3 separate regions of the Homo sapiens genome follow, and all the other regions are linked to region 1. Evidence: chromatin contacts called from ENCODE Hi-C or POLR2A ChIA-PET data. All regions are on one chromosome and are shown on one strand. The core of a region is the stretch at or near the end of the contact, and the rest is flanking DNA. Distances in the headings are between cores, read along the strand shown. Region 1 holds the start of SIX1 (SIX homeobox 1). Region 2 has its middle 100 kb from the start of TMEM30B. Region 3 has its middle 29 kb from the start of TMEM30B.

What was found. Hi-C counts contacts between places; a loop is a spot of excess contacts on that map. ChIA-PET counts read pairs that join two places held with the same protein, here RNA polymerase II (POLR2A). Pooled maps may share reads with other maps.
Region 2: a loop to region 1 is called in a map of PC-9, with 3 times the contacts of the local background. The contact joins the enhancer-like site here to the promoter of SIX1 in region 1. A Hi-C loop is called at or near these places in 5 of 168 maps with a recorded cell type or tissue (PC-9, adrenal gland, chondrocyte and 2 more), 5 of 37 single-sample maps with no recorded cell type and 10 of 50 pooled maps. POLR2A ChIA-PET finds 5 or more read pairs at or near these places in 4 of 52 experiments (PC-9, activated CD4-positive, alpha-beta T cell, activated CD8-positive, alpha-beta memory T cell and 1 more).
Region 3: a map of PC-3 shows a loop between it and region 1 (4-fold over the local background). The contact joins the enhancer-like site here to the promoter of SIX1 in region 1. A Hi-C loop is called at or near these places in 19 of 168 maps with a recorded cell type or tissue (GM11168, GM13976, GM13977 and 14 more), 10 of 37 single-sample maps with no recorded cell type and 17 of 50 pooled maps. POLR2A ChIA-PET finds 5 or more read pairs at or near these places in 9 of 52 experiments (AG04449, AG04450, BJ and 6 more).

The regions. Positions count from the first base shown.
Region 1 is chr14:60,647,736-60,651,547 of GRCh38, forward strand. It overlaps SIX1 (SIX homeobox 1), which reads right to left and starts at 1,742. Exons shown (of 2, transcript NM_005982.4): 1 at 895-1,742. The coding sequence starts at 1,454. It overlaps MIR9718 (microRNA 9718), which reads left to right and starts at 913; the gene lies at 913-976. RefSeq lists enhancers at 1-405, 406-1,027, 1,028-1,648 and a silencer at 1,659-1,898.
Region 2 is chr14:61,175,857-61,179,557 of GRCh38, forward strand. No RefSeq gene overlaps it. Among named protein-coding and RNA genes, the nearest start is that of TMEM30B, 100 kb to the right of the region's middle. RefSeq lists enhancers at 1,797-2,298, 2,413-3,612. Within about 2 kb of position 2,320, at least 10 of the 41 ENCODE cell types and tissues checked have a DNase peak (open chromatin) inside an H3K27ac peak, as active enhancers do; they include PC-9, adrenal gland and endothelial cell of umbilical vein, where a contact is called at or near this core.
Region 3 is chr14:61,250,895-61,254,652 of GRCh38, forward strand. It overlaps a transcript of PRKCH not described here. Among named protein-coding and RNA genes, the nearest start is that of TMEM30B, 29 kb to the right of the region's middle. Within about 2 kb of position 1,942, at least 5 of the 41 ENCODE cell types and tissues checked have a DNase peak (open chromatin) inside an H3K27ac peak, as active enhancers do; they include OCI-LY7, PC-3, PC-9 and 2 more, where a contact is called at or near this core.

The DNA.
Region 1 (3,812 bases), core at 492-2,991:
CCCGCCACAGCCACCTCCCCACCGTCCTTCTGAATCTCTGTCCGAAACGCTATAGAGAACAGAAGGAGCCTGCCCAGGTGGCCGAAGGTGTTGCCCCGAGGTGGGGGAAAGTAGAGACCAATTTTTAAAATATTGCCTTGTGAGCTCCAGTGCGAGAGAGGGCTGCGACTGGAGACCCTTTCCTCGTCTGGGCATGCGGCGCGGTCAGCCAGACCGACGGGCTGCAGTGCCGGGCCACGCGCGAGCGAGCACGGCGAGGATCAACCCTTTCTTAATTTGGGGCGCCGGGGAGTAAATGCAGCGCCAACTCTCCCCAAAGCTCTCTTTTTGTTGTATCTTTAAAAGTCTCCTCCATTTGTCCAGCTAGTGAGAAATGAAGCAGGCTACCTCTAAACCAAAAGACTATCAAGAGAGAGCTGTGGAGAACCAGGCGGGAGTGGGGGCAGAGCCAATGTCTCAGGCCAGCTTCACCCCTCTGGGGAGCAAGAGGAGAGAGGTTCGCGAACCTCAGCTCCCACCAAACCCCTTTCCTTGCGACACCAATCAACATTTCACTGCCCGTTGATTTAGAAACTCACTCTCCACCCACCACTCATAGCCGCGGCCAGCCAGGGAGGCATAAAGACCAAATCTAGCGCCAATATTTCCCGACACTCACATCCCAGAGAAACCCACGCGCGGGTGCTCAAAGCAAATGAGGCCCCATCCTTAGCAAGGAACCTCAGAGTTCATGAACTTTCGCTGCAGCGCCGCGGAGGGCCTGCGCGCCGCCCCGTGGACGGGCTCCGGCCGGCGGGGAGGACTTGGTGGCTGGTGCCTGCGGGGGCGGGAGGGGGCGGAGGAGAAAGGACGGCTTCCTAGGGTCGCCCGAGTCGCGGGAAGCACGCCGCGTACCTTTCCTTGGCCTCCGCGGCCCGGTCTCTTTGCCTCCGGTTCTTAAACCAGTTGCTGACCTGGGTGGTGGTGAGGCCGGTGGCCTCGGCCAGCTCCCGCTTCTCACGCGGCGATGGGTAGGGATTGTGCGCGTACCACTCCCGCAGGACACCCCTCGACTTCTCCTTGAAGCAGTAGCTGGTCTCCTCGCCGTCCCAGATGGTGCGCGGCAGTGGAAATTTTCGGCGCACCCGATATTTGCCCACGGCGCCCAGGGGTCGGCCGCGCAGCTTCTCGGCCTCCACGTAATGCGCCTTCAGCCACAGTTGCTGCAGTTTGGGGTGGTTGTGAGGCGAGAACTGGTGGCTCTCCAGGATCTTGTAGAGCTCACGGAAGTTGCCGCGGTGGAAGGCGACCACCGCCTTGGCCTTGAGTACGCTCTCGTTCTTGTGCAGGTGGTCGCAGGCGGGCAGTGACCACAGGAACCTGCCCAGGCGCTCCAGGTTTCCGCCTTGCTGCAGAACCTCGCACACGCACGCCACTTGCTCCTGCGTAAAGCCAAACGACGGCAGCATCGACATGGCTGGGGCCTGCCGGGGCGCACGGCCCAGGCGCACGCGGCAGGGAGCAGAGCCGAGAGGCAGGGGGCGGCGGCCGCAGGGAGGGGGGCGCGGCTGTTCCTAACCTCCTCCTTAGGCTTTGCAAAGGCGAAAACCGGAGTCGGAACTTGGCGGTGGGCGGCCAAGGAAGAGAAGGCGGAGGAGTAGGGGAGGTTCTGGACACGGAACGGCCGGCGCACTCAGTAGCCTTTAAGGCCTTGCTGCCTCCGACCTCCCGCCCGGTGGATGCTGCTAGTTGCCGGGGAACTTGGTTTCTGTTCTCCCCGCAGCGGCCTTAAAGCGCGCAGCGTCCCCGGCACGCTGATTGGCTGCCGGCGGCGCCTATCCGGGGCTGGCCAGCCAGCGCGCCGCCCGGCTGGGCAGAGAGGCCGCACCGCCCAGAGCGGGGAGGGCGAGGCTGCGGAGCTGGGGGTTGGGGGTGTTGCCGGGGCTGCGCGGGTAGGGAGTGGTGGGAGGAGAAGGAAGAGGAAAGGTGGGAAGCCAGTTGGGGTCTGAGGGAGCTGCGCTGCGGAGGTGTGGGGAGGTAGGGAGTGGGTGAGCGCGTCAGGACCCTGCAACGCGGGACCCGTCGCCAGTATCACCTAAGGGGAGTCGCGCACAACTCCGCACAAATCAATGACTCCAAACCTTAATTCCTCCCCTCTCCCTCCGTACTCTTGTCCTCATCCCTTGCAGACTTGCCCTCTCCCGGTGAGCTCATATTTAATTACTTTAATGTTGGAATGAATAAATAATGGATTGATGAATAGCTTATGGAACGCGATAAATAATTCAAGAGCAGACCAGGGTCCGCGCATGCAGCCTCTGGAAGAGTGGCTTCGGGTTGGCTTCAGCTCGAGGAGTCCAACCCTATTTCCTCCTCCCTCCCCCCACCAACTACCACTGTCCTCCCCCCACTGCTGCACACCACCCTCCAAAGGGCACAAGTACTCCCAGTCGGACAGCGTTTCCCTCGTTCACAAAAGACCTCCATGATTTGAGACCAGGCAGAGAGCTGTTTAGAGCATACTTGCTGAGCACCTAGAGACTCCGAGCGTTCATTTGTGATTTGGTATCTTAATGTTCTGCGATTGAAACCAGCAGGTTCCTGAAGCTTCTGGACTCAATTTCCCCATCTGTGCGGTTGTGTTTTGCAGTGCCACCTCTGCTACTGAGGAATGCCGAGAGGCTTTACTTGCTATTAGCAAAAATGCTTTGGGAACCTCGTACGAAAGGCGCTGGATGTGGTGTAAATTAAATAAAACTGTGCCCGGCTCCAATAACCGTCCGGTTGTAATATAATCCTTACCCTGCTCTGAGAGGGACACTGCCCTCAAAGCGAGAACGACAGCGGCTCCAAGAAGATTAAATAAAGAGGTGTGTGTGTGTGTGTGTGTGTGTGTATGTGTGTGTGTGTGTGTGTTGCAATGCTGGCCTATTTTGCTGCCAGGGAATGAGAGATGCACTGCAATTTAAGTCCCATCATCTGCTGTTTTGTTTATGTGTGGAGAATGCTTAGTAAAACTGCACAAACAAGTGAAGTTGTAATTATCTTAAGCCTCATTTGCACACCTAGTTCCAAAGCAATAATTAAAAGGATTTTGAAAACAATTAGCCTCTCTAAACAAAGATAATCTATTGTCAGTAGCTGAGACTAGCAGGAGATAAGAACAATGCGTGGAGATAAGGGAAGCCAAATGGTGGAAGGAGAGTGACTTTATGACTATACTTATCTCTGATTAGATAAGTTCAAAACAGAATTCTAAGTACACTTCAAAAATGCTTTTGATTTCAATGTGCCCTCTTAGTGAGTGGTGAAGAACAAACTGTAGGCTCCTTAAACTGGCTTGTCTTCTTCAAATATGTTTTGATTCCTTTAGCCAAAGAGCCCAGCACTACAGAACCTTTTGCATATTGAGATGCAAGTGGGAGAAGGAGAAGCATGTCTTGGTTTCCTCTTTTATTATTAATATGGTTTTAAAATGATGCACCCAGTACAGTGCACCCTGCAACATACATTCTAAACTCATAAAGGGTTCCCACCTCAGGGCTGCCACATGGGAGATTCCAAGTAGACAGGAAGCTGCTTCTCTGCTGAACATAATGTTTTCTGCATCCTTGAAACTCTTGCTTATTCCATGCAATTAGATCTTGGAAGCAGATGCTGATATTTCATTACCTTAGGCTTTTTTTTTAAAAAAATGCATTTAATAGGTGTGCATGCTTTCAAAAGAGCCTCTGCCATATAGTATGCCCAATGACTTTCTAAACTGGAAGCCTGGCACTGCTAAACCCAGAGCCATGTCTGGTAATTTCCCCTCACTGTCTTATTTTAGTGCT
Region 2 (3,701 bases), core at 1,070-3,569, 530 kb after region 1:
AATGCTCATCTTTCCATCTCTTCTATGTCTTCATGCCTTTTTTTTTTTTTTTTTTTTTTTTTTTTTTTTTTTGAGACGGAGTCTTGCTCTGTCACCAGGCTGGAGGGGTGCAGTGGTGCAATCTCAGCTCACTGCAACCTCCGCCTCCCAGGTTCAAGCGATTCTCCTGCCTCAGCCTCCCCAAGTAGCTGGGACTACAGGCACTTGCCACCATGCCCAGCTAATTTTTGTATTTTTAGTAGAGATGGGGTTTCACCATGTTGGCCAGGATGGTCTCGATCTCTTGACCTCGCCTATAATCCCAGCACTTTGGGTGTCCAAGGTGGGTGGATCATGCCTTATTCTTATTGATTTCTCAGCACTTGAACTTATTCCATCCACAGACATTTCTTTTATTTCTATGGTCTGTTGCTTGGGAGATAGCATAGGTTCTCTTGATTCTCTCAAAATGCTTTACTTCAATTTCCCCCCTCAATACACAAAGCTTTTCTTTCCCATGCCCTGCTTGTGATGCTTAGACATGTTGGAGATGTTGAATGAATTCTTTTTAATACACAACACTTTACAAATGTGAAAGAATAGGAAAATATAACCTCGTAGGATGACCCAGTTGGTTGTGATAAGTAGATTAGTTAGAATAACACATCTGCAAGGTAGTAGGGCAGATGCGTGGAATATGTGCATGTGGCATTTTGTGAATCCTGACAAGACTCAGTTCAGCTGGGTGCCATCTTCTATGTTAATCTAGTTTTCTCTTGCAGATAAAATTGCCTATGAGAAACTTGAATTATGTTCACATTGTCCCCAATACTTTAATTCAATCACAATAAATTCACATTTTAAAAACAAGTGTTAATAACCAACTGTATATGTACCTCTGTTCATGTATTTTCTCATTTGATCATGTTAATAATTCTGGGAGGTAGATAGGAAAGTTAATATTCCCATTACACGGATGGAAAAAACTGACTCTGAGGAATGTCCCACAGCTTGGAAATGAGTCTGGAAATACCAGAAGTTAAGATAAGAGCTCTGACCACGTTTAAGTCCCTGTTCCTACTAGTTCCTAAAGCCAGTTCAACTCACTGTCTTCTGCAAGTTGGGTGTTGTGAGCCAAGGAATTTTCTTCTTTTGCTTAAAGTAGTTTGAGGTGGGTTTTTGGGTTGTTTTGTTTTGTTTTGTTTTGTTTGAGACAGAGTTTCACTCTTGTCACCCAGGCTGGAGTGCAGTGGCACTATCTCGGCTCACTGCAACCTCTACCTCCCGGGTTCAAGTGATTCTCCTGCCTCAGCCTCCCAAGTAGCTGGTATTACAGGCGCCCACCAGCACGCCCGGCTGATTTTTGTATTTTTAGTAGAGACAGGGTTTCACCATGTTGGCCAGGCTAGTCTCGAACTCCTGACCTCAGGTGATCCACCCGCCTCAGCCTCCCAAAGTGCTGGAATTACAGGCATGAGCCACCGCGCCTGGCCTCCAGGTGGGTTTTTTGAGTAATGCAGAGCCTCAGTGAATATGGGGTTACCTAGGTAATATTCAAATTCTCTACCAGCTCTGACTTTCTGCCACGTTTTGATTTTTAAACTAACTCTCTTCAGGTAGAGGGCACTGTAAACTTCAAGGTTTGCCTTTGAAACAGGAGGCTCTGCCTGTGCCGTGCTGTGCTGCAGGCACAGGATAAAGGAAAATTGTTCCTTCATCCCCTGGGTGCTGGCGGAGAAAGTCCCCGGTCAGAGAAGCTGGGAACTTTCTTTTGGAGGGGATTGGCTAGGTTTGCACCCATTTAGACATGGCCTTTTCTAAAGACAGTGACCCTTCACTGTTCCTGTCACTGCCATTGCGATCTGTGTCATCAGCCTTGCTCACCGGCAGAGCAGATGCTCTGGGTGTAGTGGATCCTCCTCTTTCCCCTAGTCCTGTGGTGTCCCGACTGCTCCCAGTCAAACCCAGCCGAGTGACAGGAAGGGATTCCAACATTGGGCTCAAGCATGACTACTCCTGCTGCTGCTCTTCAGTGAGCACCCCTCCGTGCCCTGGGCCTCTGAGAAGCACTTCACATATTCATTCATTACTTTCACTGGTATTTGTTGAGAGCCCATCATGTGCCAGGATGATTCTTTTTTGTGTGGTTTATTTCATTTACTTCCTACAATTGGAATGCCCAAACAGACTGGCTCCAAGCCCACGCGCCTACCCCTGTGCCTTTCTGCTTCTCTCATTCAAGGTTGCTAGACACTCAGTCTGCCCCAATCATTTTCCTACTTACTGGAGACCTGAAAAACTTGTCAATGACCTTCCCATGACCGGGATAACAATTTCTAAACTTGTCACTGCCTGTTATGTGTGGGTACAGATGTATTTCCCTTCCACTTTGATAGCATATGCATGAGTGTCACCTTTGTGCAGGTTTTGATGAGCTTTAGGCTCCCTTCCTCCCCCCGCCCCTTCCTGTCTTTCTTTCTTTCTTATTTTCAAATTCATGCACTGGGACCTGCTCTACAAACTTGAGAGAAAAAGTGAAAGAACAAAGAAGGCAGAGCAATCTAAATACCGAAAGTGTTTTTTTTTTTTTTAAACTTCATGAATGGGGCCTTTGAACTCGCCAGCCATAGCTCCTTCCTAACCTGTACCTTTCATGTCCTGTTTCCAGCTGGCATGGAAAATCTGAGGTGCCCTGGTCCTGAGCCTGTGCTGAAACCTGGCCGTGGGTTGTGTCTCTCATTCCTCCATCAGCAGTGGCAGCCACAGTTGCTGGAGCGGAGGTGAGCCAGGCACTTCCTGCCAGGCGCTAAAGTCCATTGCAACAGTCACAGAACCAAGCTGGGAAGGGAAACAAGCCTGCATGAGCCTTTGCCCAATGTGCCCAAGGACAGCCACAACAAAAAAGGACGAGGAGAAATTCTTGCATCCAGTGGGCATGGGGCTGGGGAGGAAGGGGGTGTTTCTGGGTGCTGGGACTTTCTGCCATGACTATAACCCAGGTTCTCAGCACAAGGGATGTGATTCATGGCCAAGAAATTCCCCATGGCCTTGGATGACATTTACATTGATTACTTCTGAGTCACATTTCTGGGAGAATATTTTTTTTTTCTCACCAAAGGCAAACTGAAGGGAAAATGGCATGGATAGTGGTTTGGAGACAACAGAGGAAATGGGGTCACTTGTGTTATTAGTAGAAGAGTTAAAGACATGCAAGAATGGAAAGAAAAACAAGGCCAAAAAGAAAGGACATTAAGAGGTGGGAATCATCTCCGAGTGGAATGAGGAGAATTGAGGTCTCAGGATTTGTAGTTTCATAACTCTGGGGATGAAGGGATGGGGGCAGCCGAAATGGACTCTGCCCTTTTGTCTCTTGTAACGACAGAAATTTAGAATGTAAGAGTTGGGGCCATCACTCACGCATTTATTTCACAAGTATTTGTTGAGCACCTTTGGTCTTCCAGATTCTAGGCACGGGAGATGTAGTGGGGGAACAATGTAAAGTCCTGCCCTGGTGGCATTTATCTCAGTGGAAGAGAAAGACAACAAAGGAATGGCCAATCAAATGGTACATTTTAATTCGACCCTTTTGACTTATTAACAGAAATGCAACAGATCCAGGATGGTGAGAACATGCACACTTTGCTGCACCAGGGGGGAGGACAAAGGAATGTGACTCGTCAGTGGCACTGGACTTCAGCAGTTCAAAGGGTTGTCTTGGAGTC
Region 3 (3,758 bases), core at 692-3,191, 600 kb after region 1:
AAGCCATTTTTTAAAAAAAGGTCTAGCATATTTTAAAAAAAGATATAAAGGAAGCAGAGTGAAAGTGGATCTTTTAAACATTTGATTTAAATATCAGTGTTCAGCCACTGAGAGGTTTGGAGTAGTCAAAAAGGGATGTTTTATTTTTTAAATTTTTGTGGGTACATAATAGGTGTATATATTTTGTGGGTACATAGTAGGTGTATATATTTATGGAGTACATGAGCTACTTTGATACAGGCATGCAATGTGTAATAATCACATCAAGGAAAATGGGTATCCATCCCCTCAAGCGTTTATCCTTTGTGTTACAAACAATCCAGCTAGACTCTTTTATTTTTAAATGTACAATTAAATTGTTACTGACTATAGTCACCCTGTTGTGCTATCAAGTACTAGGTCTTATTCGTTCTTTCTAATTATTTTTTGTACCCATTAACCATCCCACTTTCCCTCCACTACCCTTCCCACCCTCTGATAACCATCCTTCTATTCTCTATCTTCATGAGTTCAGTGGTTTTGATCTTTAGCTCCCACAAATAAGTCAGATCACGGGAAGTTTGTCTTTCTGTGCCTGGCTTATTTCACTTAACAAAATGACCTACTGTTCCATTCATGTTGTTGAAAATGGTGGGATCTCTTTCTTTCTTATGGCTGAATGGTATTCCATTGCATATATATGCCACATTTTCTTTATCTGTTCATCTGTGGATGGACACTCAGGTTGCTTCCAAATCTTGGCTATTGTGAACAGTGCTGCAACAAATATGGGAGTGCAGATATCTCTTGGACATACTGATTTCCTTTCCTTTGGGTACATACCCAGCAGTGGGATTGCTGGACCATAGGGTAGCTCTATTTTTAGTTTTTTGAGGAACACTAAATCATTCTGTAAAGTGGTCGTACTAATTAACATTCCCAACAAAACTGTATAAGGGTCTTTTTTTTTTTTTTATTTGTTTTGAGATGGAGTTTCGCTCTGTCGCCCAGGCTGGAGTACAGTGGCACAATCTTGGCTCACTGTAACCTCCACCTACTGACTTCAAGCAATTCTCCTGCCTCAGCCTCCTGAGTAGCTGGGATTACAGGTGCACGCCACCACGCCCAGCTAATTTCTGTATTTTTAGTAGAGACAGGGTTTCACCATGTTGGTCAGGCTGGTCGCGAACTCCTGACCTCGTGATCTGCCTGCCTCAGCCTCCCAAAGTGCTGGGATTACAGGCATGAGCCACCGTGCCCAGCCGAGGGTCTTATTTTTAACATGTCTTTTTTGATCCAGCTCCATCCTCACCAGATTGCTTCCCTCAGTATGGAAACCCATGCCTGCCTCCCTTGGTGTCATATCAGAACTTGGCCGTGGGGCAGCATGATTCCTCGTTGGTCTGTCCTGTGGCTTCAGGAGAAGGCCTTGCTCTGTGGGGAGGAAGGAAGACCGTGACTTTCTCCAGCACACCTTTCCCATGCACCCACAGATTTGGGATCTGGTCTCAACAACCCATGTGAATTTGCTCTGAGTTCCTGACAGAGGAAGCTGCTAAAGTTAAGAACTAACTTCCACCCTTAGTGGACAATCACTTGAGATGCACCAAGGGTTGGACCACCTTGCTCTGCCAAGGTCAGAGCACTCACTGAGGCCAAGCTCCACTCTGGGATGAGATATCTGGCTGAGAGTGGCCTGGACAAATGGAAACAGAGGCAACGTGACTTCCCCTTTCCCTATTTGCACAGCTTGATAATGACACACAGAAAGGAGACACAGTGTATATGTAAGTTTAACAGCACAAGTAAAACTAATAATTTTCCAATAAGAAGTGACCAATTTATTCAAAATTTGAGAAGTTTAAAGTACAGACTTGAAGCCTACTGTTCAAACACAGTCATTATTAAAGTATACATTTCTCAAACATTGCAATCCCACCTCCAAAGCCACAGATTCTTTTCTCCTTAGTCTCTCAGGCCTGAAAGTCTTTGTCCGTATTTCTTCATTCTGCAGCCTGACGGTCACGCCCCTGGTACTGAATACACACACACAAGCAAGGGACTCTTCTGAGCGTATGGTGGGCAAGAGAGACCTCTGCTGGATGAATGATGGCAAACAAGCGCTGCTCGGCCTTAGCAGAAAAACAAGAAACAGTTTTTACAGTGGTGCTTTTGGAGGAGGAGAAAAATTGTTTTTGTTTTAAAATCACCTTTTAAACTCTATGAGATTAAAAACCAACCCCATAATATATGTTTTTTTAGGTTTCTAGAAACACCGTTTGTGGACTGTGCCATTTCTACAGCCCTTTAATACTTATGTTAAGCAATTTTTTAAGAGCTCCGTATATTCTGCACCCAGGTTCTAAGAGCAGCTTAACTGCCTAATAGCTGGACTGTTTCTTTTCTAATTGCCTGCCAGTGTTGCACATTTTCTGTGCACAGGCAGGGATGCGTGAGGCATGATTCTCATAGACCCAAAATCAGGATGGACTTCAAGACTGAGTTTTCAGAACTCCTGGGGAAAGGAGATGTGTTTGAGATAGGTCAGCAGGGGACAAAAGCATTCAAAGAAAACTTGGCACACCTTGCCAGACTTTTCCCCTTGGCTGCATATTTTCAGAATCCTTAGGTCCTTCACTGGGGTGGGGGGCAGGGAGAGTGAGTGCTTTTGAAAAGAGGAAGTTCCCTTGCACACAGCATATATCCTGATGCATTAAAATATGCTCAAGTTTGCAGTGTCCTCTTTACACACTGTGTTTCAGGGGCACAGCAAAGGCAGAGCTTGGTGGTTCAACTCTCTGCCTCTCATATAATGCCTAATTATACTGGTTTCTAATCTGACTCTGCCTAATTAGGCAACGGTGCGCAAGTTTTCCAAATTTCCTAAGCCTCGGTTTCCTCCTCTGCAAAATTGGATTGGTTGTAGTGTCCACTGCAAAGTGTTACTAGGAGAGTTTGATGAGATAATATATGGTCAGTGCTTAGCATAGTGGTGGCTGGCCTATAGTAAATGTTCAATGAACACAGGTATAATTATTAAAGGTGAGGTAAACACGTACACAAATGTTTGTGTACATGTTTCCTTCCTTCTTCCCTCCCTCCCTCCTCCCTCCCTCCCTCCCTCCCTCCCTCCCTCCCTTCCTTCCTTCCTTCCTTTCTTCTTTCAACAAATATTTATAGAGTTTCTACTATGTCGAAACTCTATGCGAGACATTGAGGAGTATAAAAAGCTGAAAAAGTTATGTTTCTATTCTCAGAGAGCTTTCAGTCTCTCTCATGTTTTATCATTTGGATATAGATCAGTGATTCTAAAAGCTGTTTGCTAACATCCCAGAATGGCCTTAGAAGAAAATTCCCCAAATTCTCAGGAAAATAAATAACAAGCTTTTACCTGAAATATTGATTTATGCCTTTCCAATCTTAAAAGACAGAAAAAGTCGTGATAAAAATCATGCTAGACCAGGCACGGTGGCTCATGCTTGTAATCTCAGCACTTTGGGAGGCCAAGGTAGGAGGATTGCTTGAGCTTAGGAGTTTGAGACCAGCCTGGGCAACATAGGGAGACTTCCATCTCTACAAAAAAATGTTTTTAATTAGCCGGGTGTGGTGGTGTAAGCCTGTAGTCCCAGCTACTCGGGAGGCTGAGACGGGAGAATCACTTGAGCTCGGGAGGTAGAGGCTGCAGTGAGCTGTGATTACACCACTGCACTCCATCCCGGTGACAGACCCTGTTTAAAAAACAAAACAAAATAAAACAAAACAAACAAACAAACATAAAA